Linked DNA regions of Mus musculus: region 2 is linked to region 1. The links are chromatin contacts, found by Hi-C or POLR2A ChIA-PET in ENCODE. All regions are on one chromosome and are shown on one strand. Each heading gives the region's core, a stretch centred on a gene start or an enhancer-like site at or near the end of the contact. The rest is flanking DNA. Distances are from core to core; before and after follow the strand shown. Region 1 holds the start of Maml3 (mastermind like transcriptional coactivator 3). Region 2 overlaps Maml3 (mastermind like transcriptional coactivator 3).

Evidence for each region. Hi-C counts contacts between places; a loop is a spot of excess contacts on that map. ChIA-PET counts read pairs that join two places held with the same protein, here RNA polymerase II (POLR2A).
Region 2: a map of Patski shows a loop between it and region 1 (2.4-fold over the local background). The contact joins the enhancer-like site here to the promoter of Maml3 in region 1. A Hi-C loop is called at or near these places in 1 of 37 maps with a recorded cell type or tissue (Patski). POLR2A ChIA-PET finds 5 or more read pairs at or near these places in 1 of 5 experiments (Patski).

Annotation. Positions count from the first base shown.
Region 1 is chr3:52,103,048-52,110,022 of GRCm38, forward strand. It overlaps Maml3 (mastermind like transcriptional coactivator 3), which reads right to left and starts at 1,959. Exons shown (of 5, transcript NM_001004176.2): 1 at 632-1,959. The coding sequence starts at 1,096.
Region 2 is chr3:51,938,287-51,945,390 of GRCm38, forward strand. All of the region lies in intron 1 of Maml3 (mastermind like transcriptional coactivator 3), which reads right to left. Among named protein-coding and RNA genes, the nearest start is that of Maml3, 160 kb to the right of the region's middle. Within about 2 kb of position 3,590, at least 1 of the 3 ENCODE cell types and tissues checked has a DNase peak (open chromatin) inside an H3K27ac peak, as active enhancers do.

The sequences.
Region 1 (6,975 bases), core at 709-3,208:
CCCGGCATCCGCGCGCGCCCCCACGAGTACGCGCGCGCAGCCACCCTCACTCGCTTCTCACCCACTTCAAAGTTCATTCACAAAACTCTCAGACTTTCCCAAGCCCAAAGGAGAGGAAGTCAGGGACTCTTCCTTCCCCTCCTAAGGGTTCAGGGCCTGGCGCCCACTCAGAATGTGCGACAGCATCAATTTCTCCCTGCACCCGGCGGATGTGATGAGAGGGGTGGGCGAAAGGGGACCTATCTGGGGAGGCGCGGTGGTACAGAGAAAGGTGAAGGCGGGGCGCGGAGAGGAGCAGCGTGGTTTCTACTCCTGGGTTCACTCTGGTTCGCATCGATTTCTAAGACAAGGAGGGGGAAACTTTTCCTGCACCTCACTCTGGCACTAAAGCTCCCTCCTCCCCTTGGAGTCGTGACTGGCTTCTCTCCCTCTCATCCCTTCCTCCCCAAATCTGACAACCCTGACAGATTAACAGGTAGCGGCGGCGGCGAAAGCGTTTACCCTGAGAAAAGTTGACGTTAACCCTTCGTCTCCATCCCACCTCATCCCTCGGTGCAAATCAGACCCTCACAGCCCCCAAGCCAGGAACTCCACGCCCCCGACCCCAACGCGCACCCCAGTGAGCCCTCACCATGATCAGCGTATGGTTCCTCTGCTCGGCTGAGGCAGCCTCCGCATCTTGCTGGGTTTTACTCGGGTGCTGCTGCTTGCCGCTGCCGGCGCCCGATTTCTTGGCTCTCTGCTCCAGGGTCCTCTGATAGAGGCTCACGGTGTCCCGGCGCTCCAGCTCCAGCTGCTCCACCTGAGCCTGCTGATACCTGTTCTCGCAGTTGACGTGGTGCCGCCGGCAGCCCTCGATGCGCTGGCGGAGCCGCTCGACTACCGTGCTGTGCTTGGGGACGGCCGCCGAGCTGCCGCCGGGGCCCCCGGAGCCGCCGCAGCCGCCGGCAGCGGGGTGATTGCCACTCGGAGCAACCGGAGTGCTATTGGGAGTATTCACGCCGATCCCGGCCCCGCCGAGGCTGCTGCTCAGGCTGCTGTTGATGCAGATACTACTACCATTCGCGGCGGCAGCGGGGGCTGCGAAATCCCCCATCCTGCTCCCGGGGCACACTATTTTGGAAGAACTTTTTTTTTTAATCCACCCCCTATCAGCCTTCTCCTTGGGTCCAAGGATTAAAATAGTTTAAGTGGAACGCGGGGGAGACGCAAGCACATGGATGAAAAAACAGCGATCCCCACGGGGTGAAAAAAGGGGGAAGAGATTTTGGGGTGTTTTTTTTCCTTAAAAAAACTGTAAAGATCGAGGGGAGAAAAAAAGGGGGTGTTATCAGAATACCATCAGACACCTATCAACAAATAGAATCCCAACAAACTGAGCCGGCAGCAGATCGGCTTGCAACTCAAGGGGAGATCCGCTCCTCGCCTGCCTCCTTTTAATAATCCATTATTTTCTAATAAATTCCAGGAGGTTTCCGGTGGTTGGCAAGCATTTTCTCCCTACGTACCGAAAAACACACCCCATGTACACACACGAGCGTGTGCCTCCAGTGCGGACACGCGCGACACACACTCACTCCACGCCGCATCGGAAAACGGCGAGCTTGCTTATTGCATTTTCCTTCCACAAAAAAGTTTTGGTGTTTATGCCGCCCCGTGTTCTCAAAGTACTTTGGCTGCTCAGTTGCATTTCACAGGAGCCTAGACATCGAGTCCTCGGGCTGGGCAAGTAAACACATGGACAGTCCGAGGCGACTGCAAAAGTAGATCGCTGGAGTCCTTTGCGAAACGCCGCGCGGAGAGCAGCCACTAATGCTCGGCCAGGCTGCCGCTGCCGCCGCCGCCTCCGCCACCATCACAATGATCAACTGCTCGCCGCCGCCGCCGCCTCCTCCTCCTCCTCGCGCTCCTCCACCTCCTCCTCCTCCTCCATGCCAGCGGAGTGATATCAGGACGCGCGAGCTCAGTAAACACGGCAGCGGCGGCGGCTGGAGGCCGTGAGACAAGCCCGGGGACCCGGTGCAAAACCCGGCCCGGACTCTCCCCTGGCGGGAGCGGGCGCGGCGCGCACCGACCTGACTCCCGCCTCCCTTGCCCCCCCACCCCCTCCCCTTCCCCAATCCAGCTGCTCCCCAGGCTGGGAAGCCCCGACCTGCCAGGAAGAGGGGGGAAAACAAAGATTGGGGGGAATCTTAGGAGTGGATCACCTTTTGACCCGTGTGTGTGTGTGTGTGTGTGTGTGTGTGTGTGTGTGTGTGTGTGTGTGTGTGTGTGTGTAAGTGAGCGCGCGGCGCGCGTGTATGTGTGTGTGCGCGCGCGCGAGTGCGCGGGGACGCGCCAGGCTGGCTGTGTTTCCTTCTGCCCAGCGAGGTATCCAGCGAGCCCAAGTTGTTGTTATACATTTATGCATTATATTGCAGAAATGTGCATGACCAGGCAGAAACAGTGCAGCTTCCCAGCAGCTGTCATCCCCACCCATGTGAAATGAAATAGGCAAACGAGTGGCTTGTTTTCAAGGCCCAGAGAAGACCCTGCTAGTGAACTCTTGCTCAAACTCTAGGACCCTCTTTAACTCAAATAATTTTTTTTCCTTACGTTTATTTGTTTATTGGGAAGAAGTGCCTAGTGCCACACCCCACGCACGCTTAGAAGTCAGAAGACAGCTTTGTGGAGTCCTCTAAGGTGGGTACTTGAGTTTGAACCAAGGTTGTCAAGATCTGGGGCAGTCAGTCACCTTTACCTCCTGGAAATTTCATCAAAGTACCCATTCCTCAATGAACAGAACTAAGCAGTCAAAACAAAACAAAACCTTGGGATATTATTTATTTCTCTGTACATAACGACTGTGGTTATTATGACGATTATTGTTTTATTTATCCTTGAAAAAAAATAAAACCAAGCAAGCAGGGACTTGGAGGTGAGACTAACAGTACATTTAAACAGACTGTTTTGAACACTAGGTGCTAATGACGGCAGCAATTAAGGGTCCTGCCTAAATCAAGTGGAAAGATTGCAGATTTCATGCTTTAGAACTATAGAAAGAAAGAAAGAAAAAAAAAACACAGCATTTCACAGTTTGTTGTGACCAAAACAAAAACAAGCCAAAAAGTGTGTGGGGGGCAGGCTTAGCTTACCACTAGATATATTTTTTTATTTCAATGGATTCACATTCACAATAGCACGATTGAAATGGAGTAGCTGCAGAGAAGTAATCTCAGGTTTTGTTAATTATTATCACACATTATCTACCCAGACACTGAGTAGAACATCTGACAAGAAAGTTCAAACACCCTTGGCTCAGTCTTACACCATTGCCCAGAGACGTCTGCAAAAATGAAAAGGCAGAAATTGCTAGCACTTCTGGGGTCCCTGGGCTACAGACCTCGATGGTGGGGTGTTCATGAAACGGCTTTTTGAATGGATTTGGGGGGGGGAGGGGGTAAAAACACAGCCCTGTTTTCTAAAGTACCCAGGAATAAAAGAAGGCTGGGCCTTGTTTTTTGTATGACAAAACTTTTCCCGGGGAGGTGCGATACACACACCTACTCATTCCAGACAGAGAACCCACCACAGACCAGAGAACAGATGCCATCAAAGGTCCAACTTAAAGAACCAATGAGTTTCATTGGTGTTACTTACAGGAATATGGGTGAGGGGTTCCTTACTGGAGCAGAAATTACTCAAAGACAGCTGCCTCACCACAGCCCACCACAGCCTGGGGACAGCTCACAAGAGCTGGAAACCCGGAGCACACTGCACAGCCTACAGGCAACTCAACAGGCTGGACTGGGTCCTTTCCTGGAGGTGCCTCAGTTGACCTAAACCTCTTCCAGGTAGCTTGGCTGGTTTCTGCAGCTTCTGAGTAGCTGATCTGATCCCAGTCTTCTTTGCAGCTTGGCTTGTCTGAGTGTTTTTGTTTTTGTGAGTTGGGTTTTTTTTTTTTTTTTTTTTTTAACAGTTTCTTTCCCAAGTCTGAGAGCAACTCTTAGCTTCTATCATTTACTCTGGCTGAGAGGAGCCTAGTGAATCTGGTCAGTTTCAGGGACTTCCTGAAGCTGTTTTGAGTAATTTACCTTCCTGCTTAAGGAGCACTTATGCATTAGTCATGAAGAAGCCTCTTCATTTCTTGGCTTTACTGTTTAGTAGCGATGCTGTTTCTAACCTCATAGTATCAGATATCTGTAGCTATAGTTCTCTTCATTTAATTGGGTCTATATGGTGAGCTGTATCTTTAATACCCACTGAATTATTTGGCTTTGAAAAGGGGGAACAAATTATTTATCTTGGTGAAAGGCTATAAGAGGGAAAACCTAATAGGAGAGGGTCTCTTGTTAAAGTTGCCTTCCTTTTTTGAAATCCATCTAATCGATGTACAAACTCCCGAATCATTAGTGCTCCTCAGTGACAGCCAGAAAACTAATCTGAGGGGCAGAAGAGCTGGCTCAAAACACCAGCAGAGTACCTTGGTTCCCAGGATCCGCATGGTAGTTTACAACAGCCTAGAATCCCAGCTCCCGAGGATCTGGCAGCCTCCTCTGGCCTCACAGTCGCCAGGCACACATGCAGCGCACATACATGCAGGCGAAATAGCAAGAAATAAATCCTTTTAAAAAGAAAACTAAACCAAGAAAGTTACATACAGAAGTAACCATTTGATTGATATGTGTGTGTGTGTATGTATGTATGTATGTTTAAAAAGAGATGAGCAAGTCGCCTTTCTGACAGTCTCACAAGGAAGTCTATACCCACAGCTTCCCTGCAGAGAGAAGGCTGTGATAGCAAGCATGCTCTAATCCTCACACCTACATAACCAAGTCAAGACTGCACCTTCATTTACCCAGGCAGGAAGTTGGAGGGACTGAACTGCAGGGTCTCTGGCTTCGAGACATGGCTATTCATTCTATTTCTTCTTGAAACTCAGACTTTAATTTTTTTTTTCATGGAGAATTTCCCATGTTGAGAGAACAACAATAATAATTGCAGCATTATGAGTTCCCATAAGTTAATTTTCTCATCTATCTTAAGAGGAAACTGAAAGTACATGGAAATTTGCATCCCTCTGTTTGGGAGACCAGTTTGTAGAGGAGTTTACTTTGGGACTGTACCCAGGAGCTCCCCAAAGACAAGTAGAACTGTTCTTGCATGACTTTAGCAAGTGGGGCCTGATTTTAGGGCATAATGTGGGCCACATTCAAAAGAGGAACAGACCTCTCTCTCTCTCTCTCTCTCTCTCTCTCTCTCTCTCTCTCTCTCTCTCTCTCTTCCTCTCTCTCTCTCTTACACACACACACACACACACACACACACACACACATACACAATTACTCACCTCTTCAAAGAGGGTGCAATGGCAGTCACAAGCAAAACACCAACTTGGACAATAGTCTACTATGCATACTTGAGGTCAGAAACACCATTGCATCTGTGAAGGGGGGCTAGAAAAATCAGGAAATGAGCAGGACTGGAGAATTGAACCACACAGGCCAGTCATCATAGAGTAGTGATGTTCTTTTACTGTCGTGACACCAGCCAAAGCAGAGACCTCTGTCCTCACTACTTCTAGACCCTCTGACACATCTCTGCCAGCCTGCCTAGATTCCTCCTTGGAAGACTTAGAGAAAGCCAAGTTCCAAGGGCAGTGATTTTACATCTCTGTCATTACTGCGTATTGATAGTGCGAGCAACCTTGTCTTTTATTTGTGCATGCCATAGAGTGAATCTTCGGGGTCAGGGCTCTAGACTCACAAGCAACTTTTGATGGTGTGGAAAAATAAAGATAACCTGAGATGTGCCAGACGTGGTGGCACACACATTTAATCCCAGCACTTGGGAGGCAGAGACAGGTGGGTCTTTGAGTTTGAGGCCAACCTGGTCTGTTGGGCTGTGGGTGTTTGGGAAAGGAGGGGGGAGGGAGAGAGTCCGAGTCCGGCCAGAGTTCCTGTTCTGGGCGGGCGGACACAGGAGGACTGCCAGATGCTTTCCACATGGCGCCAGGTGGGCATTTGGCTGTATTGAAGCCACTGATCCCACACAGCGGGGGGTGGGGGGGTGTGCAAGGGGCTGCACCTGATACCAGGTTCTCAGTCTCTGGCATCCCACGCTGGATACTGCAGAGGAGCTGAGAACAGAATAGGGGTCCCAGGGATACAGGAAGAGGGCAAAGTGAGAGAAGTTCCCATGCAGGCGTGAATCCTTAGTCCAGGCCTTGATGAATGGAGACAGTCTATGGTTTTAGAGCTTTATTGTAGAAAGGTAGGGGAAAAGATAAAAGGTAGAGAGAGAGAGAGAGACCAGCCATGGCCAAGAGGAGAGAAGGGAAAAAGAGAGAGAGAAGAAAGGCTAGAGAGTAAGAAAGCTTAGAGAGAGAGAGAGAGAGAGAGAGAGAGTAAGGAAAGTAAAAGCTAAAGAGTGTAAGAGGGAGAGAGCAAGGTGGGGCCAAGCAGCCCCTTTTATAGTGGGCTTGTTATCTTGTTGTTGCTAGGTAACTGGGAGGAGTCTAACCTGAAGGTCAGAAGCTTGGGACATTGTATACATGACTACTAGTCACACACTTTTTTTTGTGTGGGCTGTGGGTGGCTGTGGGGGGGGGTGGTAATTTCGACAGGAGCCAGGGGTCCAAGAGACATGAGGAAATGCCTTCCATCCCATGTAGGTGGGAATTAACACCACTGGGTTTCACCGGGGTTCACAACCTCAGCTCGACTGGAGACTAGGCTGTCTGTACATAGCCCATTGCCCCACATTGGTCTACAGAGTGAGTTCCCTGTATAGCTGGGGCTATACAGAGAGATCCTGTATCAGAAATGGATGGACAGATGGATGGATGGATGGATGATGGATGGATGGATGGATGGATAGGTAGATGGATGGATGGATGAGTGGGTGGGTAGGTAGATGGATGAGTGGGTAGATAGATAGATGGATGGATAGATGGATGGATGGATGGATGGATGGATGGATGGATAGGTGGATGGA
Region 2 (7,104 bases), core at 2,340-4,839, 160 kb before region 1:
CTCCATTAGCCAATGGAGCTACTTTTAGACCTCAGTTCCGTTCTTTTGACCATACTTGTATCTAAATTGAACCCCTTTCCCAATAGACAAACAGCAGCATCGCACGAGTCTTGAGTCACCTTTGGGTATCCATCGTTAGAGACCCATAGAGCTGAGCTTGGGAAGTACCGAATGGGAGTGCTTGCCATACAGGCACGAGAGCCTGAACCTGAACCTCCAGAGCCCATATAAAGTTGGGCACCCTAGCATATATCTGTAAGCCCAGTGTTCCTATGGAGAGATGGGAGTTGGGAACAGGAGAACCCATAGAAGCTCACTGCAAACAATGAAGAAGAGAGCCTGTCTCAAACAAGGTGGCAGGCAAGGACCTAGACTCAAGGTTGTTCTCTTGACCTCCACAAATGTATACACACCACTACATACACTCACACTCCTGACTCCCCCTGAGCCTCACCCCCACACACAGATAGATGCCCAGTCCTGTCAACAGGACGGTAGACTAAACCTGAAATCTAGCTGCGTTATCTCAGAGCCCACTTTGGTCCTTGAGGCAAGGGGGCGCTGAATCTCCTTGTCGACTATGCCAAGAACCATGAACTGAGCTTTTGAGCAGCGTGCAGCAAGACAGCACAGAGCCTGAGCTCTGGGCCACATTAAAGTGAGTGGAGGTGGATTAGACAGAAAAGAGCAAAACAGGGCCTAGTGGCGTGTGCATGTTATTCCAAGTACTTGGGAGGCAGAGGGAAGAGGATGTTGGAATTCAAGGTCTGCTTGAGCTACAGCATGACTTGAGTTCAAGGTCAGCCTGAATAAGAGCAGAGAGAAAAGGCCGAGGAGAGAGTTCAGTGGTAGAGTGCTTGCTTGCCCAGTACGCAGGAGGCCCTGATTTCAATCCTGAAAACACAAAAAAGAGGAAGATGGGTGAAGAGGCCAAGTAAGAGGTGGGGTGGAGGCGAGGGAGAACAAGGCAGAAAGAGAAAGAAGAAGAAAGCAGCTGGCTGCTCATAGAGAGGGTGAGGAGGCCTGAGTTACAGAGCGAGGCTGATATGCAGGTCAATGGGAAGTCTCTTGTGATGTCCCAGAGGTTGGCAGCTCAGATCATGATAAACAAGGGCCCTGAATACACCGGGAGATAAAAATGCTCTGTGAGTGTAGAGGGGGGGAAGACTCACGTCCTCCTCTCAATTCCAGACCTTCCAGAACCTGCCAGAAAATGAAAATGCTAGGCCCATCAGGTGTGTGTGTGTGTGTGTGTGTGTGTGTGTGTGTGAGAGAGAGAGAGAGAGAGACAGAGACAGAGACAGAGACAGAGTATTAAAATGCTGAAACCTGGACCAGTCCCTCTCCTTTTTACTCCCGACTCCCTTTTGTTTTCTGACACCTTTGCATCAGAACACTATACTTGAAAAACAAGACAAAACAAAACAAAAAAACCCCGAACACACACAATCTTCTTTCAGCGTTCTTTGTCACGGGCCTTTATAAGCATGTGGAATTCCACATTTCAATAATTCATAACAAACTTTTCATCTGGGCATTAAAACGTAGGCCCCTAAAAAGCTGTCTAACAATGGTCACTTCTGACAATGGTAACACATTTATGTAAAAGAAGCCGCAATACAGATTTTTATGTTAATACTCCTTAATCTTCGCTTCTTACATTTCAACTTACCCTCCCTCAAAGGAAATGGCTTCCGGAATCCGCTTCAAATATTCATACGGTCCATTGTAGACTCTACAGAGAGCACACTCCATGTAACATTCCTCCTCAGTCTTCAGTCAGCCTAAGTGTTGGGAGTCATGACAACACTAGCCATTGTGCACCTCTGGCTCACAAAGACGCATTCCAAGCTAAACAAATTATGGAGGGATGTGTGCTGGGAGCAAATTGGAGTATGTGATCTTGAAGAAAGTAGGAAGGAATCGAATTTAAAAACCCACTAGCATCATTAGACCAGGGACAACACTCCACAGTATTTGAGACACTTTTTTTGTGGTGGTTTGAATATGGTTGGCCAAGGAGTGGCACTATTAGGAAGTGTGGCCTTGTTGGAAGAAGTATGTCACTGCAGGGGTGAGCAATGACAGCTTCATCCTAGCTACCTGAGATGCCAGTCTTCTCCTGGATGCTTTTGGATCAAGATGTAGAACTCTCAGCTCCTCCAGACCCACATCTGCCTGGATGCTGAAATATCTCCTGCCATGACAATCATAGACTAAACGTCTGAAACTGCAAGGCAGCCCTAATTCATTTATAATAAGAAGTTGCCTTGGTCATGGTGCCTCTTCATGGCAATGGAAACCCTAACTAAGACATACTTTTATTTATTTACTCTGTGTGTGCATATGGGAGCATGTCACAGTACCCATGTGGAGGTTCAAGAAGAACTTATAGAAGTCAGTTTTCTTCTGTCATCATTTGGGGCCCAGGGGTTGAACTGAGGTCCTCAGATTAGAAGCATTTTCACCCTCTGAAACATCTCACTGGCCCAAGGTTGATTGTTGTTGTTGTTGTTGTTGTTGTTTGAGAGGATGGTGAATTAAGAGAAATAGAGTTTGCCTGCAAATAAATAAGGGCATCTACAAACACTAACTATAATGGTAGCAGAATACATGTTATCAGAGAAGCTCCAAATAGATACTGTGAAGTATATAGAATGCATAATTAAGTTGAACCGGGAGAATCCAAGCAGGCTTCATGGAAGAGGGTATTTGAGATAGGTTCTGAATGAAATGAGTTGGATTTTAGAGAGGGAGAAGAAAGTAAGCAAGAAAGAGCTATGTGCGCAGTTAGAAGGCAGGAGAGTGGAGGGACGCAGAGAGCAGCTGGGGAGGGATGCTGTATGATCGATGGGAGAATCGAGGTGGTGTGGGCTCTGGGACTACTGTGCAGTCAGTGAAGAACTGCTCAGGGCTTCTGAGAAACATGGAGCAGAGCAGCAGGGCAGCTGAGAGATGCTCAGGCAGCTTAGGTGGCATATGACAGGTCACTTAAACTCAGAAACTTCACATGATTTTCTTTCTCCAGCAATGGGAAGACTATGGTCCAGGAGGAATCTCTGAGCCCGGCGAACTTGAGGCAGAGCTGGGTCTGTTCTCTGGGTTCCACGTGCCTCCAATACATACCTTCATTACAGAAAATTCCACTGAACTTCCAGGTCTCCTTTCTATTACAAGTACCTTATGACCTGGGCCTGGGCCTTTGTAACTACAACTCCATTTCCAATAGTCCAGATATTGCTTGGCTATTTTAACCTTTTTAAGTTTCTAGATAGATGTACATATGACATGTCCCCAGATCACAGATGAGCAAACAAAAAGTCTAAGCTGTAGGCTTATTATTATTGTTAATCAGACACTTATTATCATTGTTAATCAGATTCTGTCTGACTCAGGCTATGCGGCATTGGAATATAATCTCTATATTTTAGGGAGCTTGGAACTGGCTTCCTAATATCTTCATAAACCAATGCTCCTTTAGAGTTTTTAAAGAAGCAATCCTTTAAGCCTGGGTGCCCTTTTCAGTGTTCTCTCAGAACTGACACTTCCCACAGAGCTGTGGCTATGAATCCACACCAGTCCACTGGGCCTCTCTCCAGCAGCCACCTCCCTGGGGACTGTAAACTGAACGACCAGTACTCTAAGATGCTCCGCATCCTAACCCGGCAGATGCCAGTACCAGTACAACAGCCTTTCTGCTCATAGATGTGCAGGGAGCACTGTGTTTGATGCTGTTGCTAAGGAAACAAATACAACAAAACACCCACGGAGTGAAACTCCAGGATTCATGAATCACCCAAATTCGAAAATAACCATGCCACAAGGCAAGAATGGCGGCTCCTGTCCGAAATTCCAGCACTCAGAAGGCTGAGGCAGGAGGATCACCGTGAGTTCAAGGACATATTGGCTAGAGTGAAATCCTGCCAAGCCTTGCCTCTACAAAATAGTGCAGGGACACACAATGTGCCACATATTTCACAAGCATATGAGTGTGTGTGGGAGAGGTCTCATCAGCTTTTGCTGACTTCTCTTCTAGAGAAAGGGTTTCCCCCTTCAAAGCACTGGGTAAAGTTTTTATTCTCTCATTTCTACACGACAAACTTATTCATAGTCTAAACTGAGCCTCTACCTCTAATCTGCTAGCTGTTTTCTTTTGCTTTTTGTCAAGAAAATACTTCCCCTATTGGCTTAGCTTTCCTCCCGTTCTTGTTCTCTCTCCACAGCTAGAAATTGGCTGTCTTTGTGGAAGCCATTTCTCATGAAGATGCCATGTGTTTTATCACACCATGAAAATGGTGTCACCCTGACTTGGAAAGAGCAATAGAACAACCCTTTGGCAATAGGTGATTGGCCGTGGGCTTGGCTCGTTTATTTGGTAACCCATGGCAGCTTATAAATTTAAAATACAAATTTCTCCATTGAAAAAGCTGCAAATTCCTTTGATCCCAGACATTTGGAGTTTTTGTCGGGTTGTTTGCATAGCTTGCATGTGTGCACTAGCATGTATTGGTGCACATGTATAAAGAGGCCAGCAGTCAACCTCAAATGTTGTTCCCTAGAAGCCACCTGCCTTGTTTGTTGAGAGTCTCTCACTGGCTTGGAACTTACCAAGCAGTTAGAATGCCTGGCCAGTGATCTCCAGGGATCTGCCTGTCCCTCCATCCCTAATCCCAGGATAACAAGTATATATCACCATGCATGGCTTTGGGGGAAGGTGTTCTTAGACTTTTTATTATATTTTATTTATTTATTCATTTATTGTGTGTTGTAGGAGTCGATTTTCTCTGTGTACCTTGTAGGTTCCAGGGATCCAACTTAAGTCATTGGTTTTGGTGGAAGGTTGCCCTTCACCCACTGAGCCAACTCAGCAGCTTGTTTTGGGTGTCTTCAAATACACAAACTGTGACATCTGCAAGCACCAGGGATCCATTTGGGAACAACAACAACAACAACCAAACAAAAATGGTCCTTTCCTTGCAGCCACACTGAGAACACACTAAGGTTTATGACAAAATGATGTCCAGCCCATTGCTCAAAAGGCTTGTGAGCTAGCGCATCACAAAAATGGCTTTGGAACAAGTTTACAGACCTCATGAAAAAGCAGTTTCTAGCAGTTCACAGCTGTGATTTGCTTCCTATATAGGTCCGTTCAACAAGCCCCACGGTCACCAAATTTGACTCATGCTTTATATCTGAAGTATGAAAATACACGTGCAAAGTTTTTGACACTTCTCAAGGGGAATCTAGGGTTTAGACATAGACATGCCACAAAAGGGAAGAGATTTCCTAGAATCTGTAGCCCAAATATAAGCTATTTCATTTTATCTTTCAGATAAACACACTATCTGGACTATCTTCCAGTCAGTCTGTGTCTGATGAATTCACTCAGCCTTTTCGGTTTCCGTCAGGATTTGTTGCCACGAGTTCTCATCTGTCATATGACTAATCAGAGGAAGAGTCTAGTGTGCACCGTAAGTCAAGTTACTTGGCTCTTTGGATATTTTGCCTTTCTTAAAACTGCTGCAATCACACCACTGTCAGCTAAGTGAGCTGGCTTAGTCATCAGGCCAGACCCTGGGCCGTTCACACTGGCCTTTATGAGTGCATGTGTTCCCAAGCAAGCAGGATTCCTCCAACGAGTCATTTCAAACCCCAGGAGCTTTGCTCTGGCCGCAGAACACGCACAGCCAAGACAAATGGAATTCACTTTCCATACTCCTGTCTGTGGCTTTGGTCATTGCAGGAGCCAAGCTCAAAACAGTGCTCGGTTTATTGGCAAGGATTAAAACACTGGAAAATGTATTATTGATTTGTCTGGTTGGATCTAAACTGTAAAGGTTCGGGGTAGTAAGTTCATGTCTTAGACCAGAGACTTTTGGAAGTCTCTGTTTTGTTTAGCAAGTATTCCTGGGATAGAGACAGGGCGTCCCTCTTAGTTAGAGCTGTGTTGCTGGGTCAGAGATTATGAGGACACAATAACTGGAGCTCCAGAAATGGGGGGGGCGTGGCCAACAACATCTGTGAACATCCCAAGTTCGTGCCTCGAATCAAAACTACTAATTTTCCAAAGAAACAACTCGGAAAAGGTGACTCCTGCCATGAGAGTCATTCACTTGTGGGCAAAAATGGAGGGGAAATGTCATTTATTTTGAATCCCAATTGCTTTGATATATCCTACTGAAGCAAGAGCAACAATAGATACAGATGTACGAACACGGAATTATCATTTTATTATTTTTATGAAGGGTAGACTAGAGAAGCGACATTCTTCATTCTCCTATTCACAGTTACAAGCAGATTCCACAAGCCTAAGGCCAATTCACATAGAAGTATTTTCCATGGCTTTCTGCATCCAGAATATTTATGAGTTCAAAGTGTTGTTGATGTATTAAAGGCATACCTGTTCTTATGAAAATGAACTAGCCAGCCAGGCACTGTGGTGAATGCCTTTAATCCCAGCACTTGGGAGACAGAGGCAGGCTGATCTCTGAGTTGGAGACCAGAATGTTCAATATAGTAAGTTACAAGATTGTTACATAAAGAGGCCCTCTCTCAATAAACCAAAACCTAACCAAACCAAGAAAAGCAAAAACAAAAAGAAAAAATAAAAGAAAATGCACTAACCAAAAAAATTTAGTTTTCTTTTACATTTAGTTGAACTTAATAAGTATCTGTCACTTACATACCATGTTAACTACAATCGCAGGGGATCCTGAAGAATATAAGATAGAGTTTCATCTCTTTATGGCCTTCTAATGTCATTGAGAAAAAGTACAAACACAGAAAAGTAGCTAAGTAATGTCCATGACTTGACTCAGTTTTCCCACTTGTAAAATGAAGGAGTCAAAGTAGATGATTCCTGGGTCCTTCCAGGTAAGCACCGCTTTTTAAAAACGCTGTGCATGTGTGCATTAGTGCATGCATGTGTGCATTAGTGCACGCATGCATGCATTTTCCTGGGCGTTCACTTACCATGCCCCATGTGTGGCCAGAGGACAACATTGGATATCAGTCTTCTACATTGCCTTGTTTGAGACAGAGTCAGAGTCTCTTGTTCACCACTGTATGGGCCTGGTCAGTTGACATGTGAGCTTTGGGAGAATT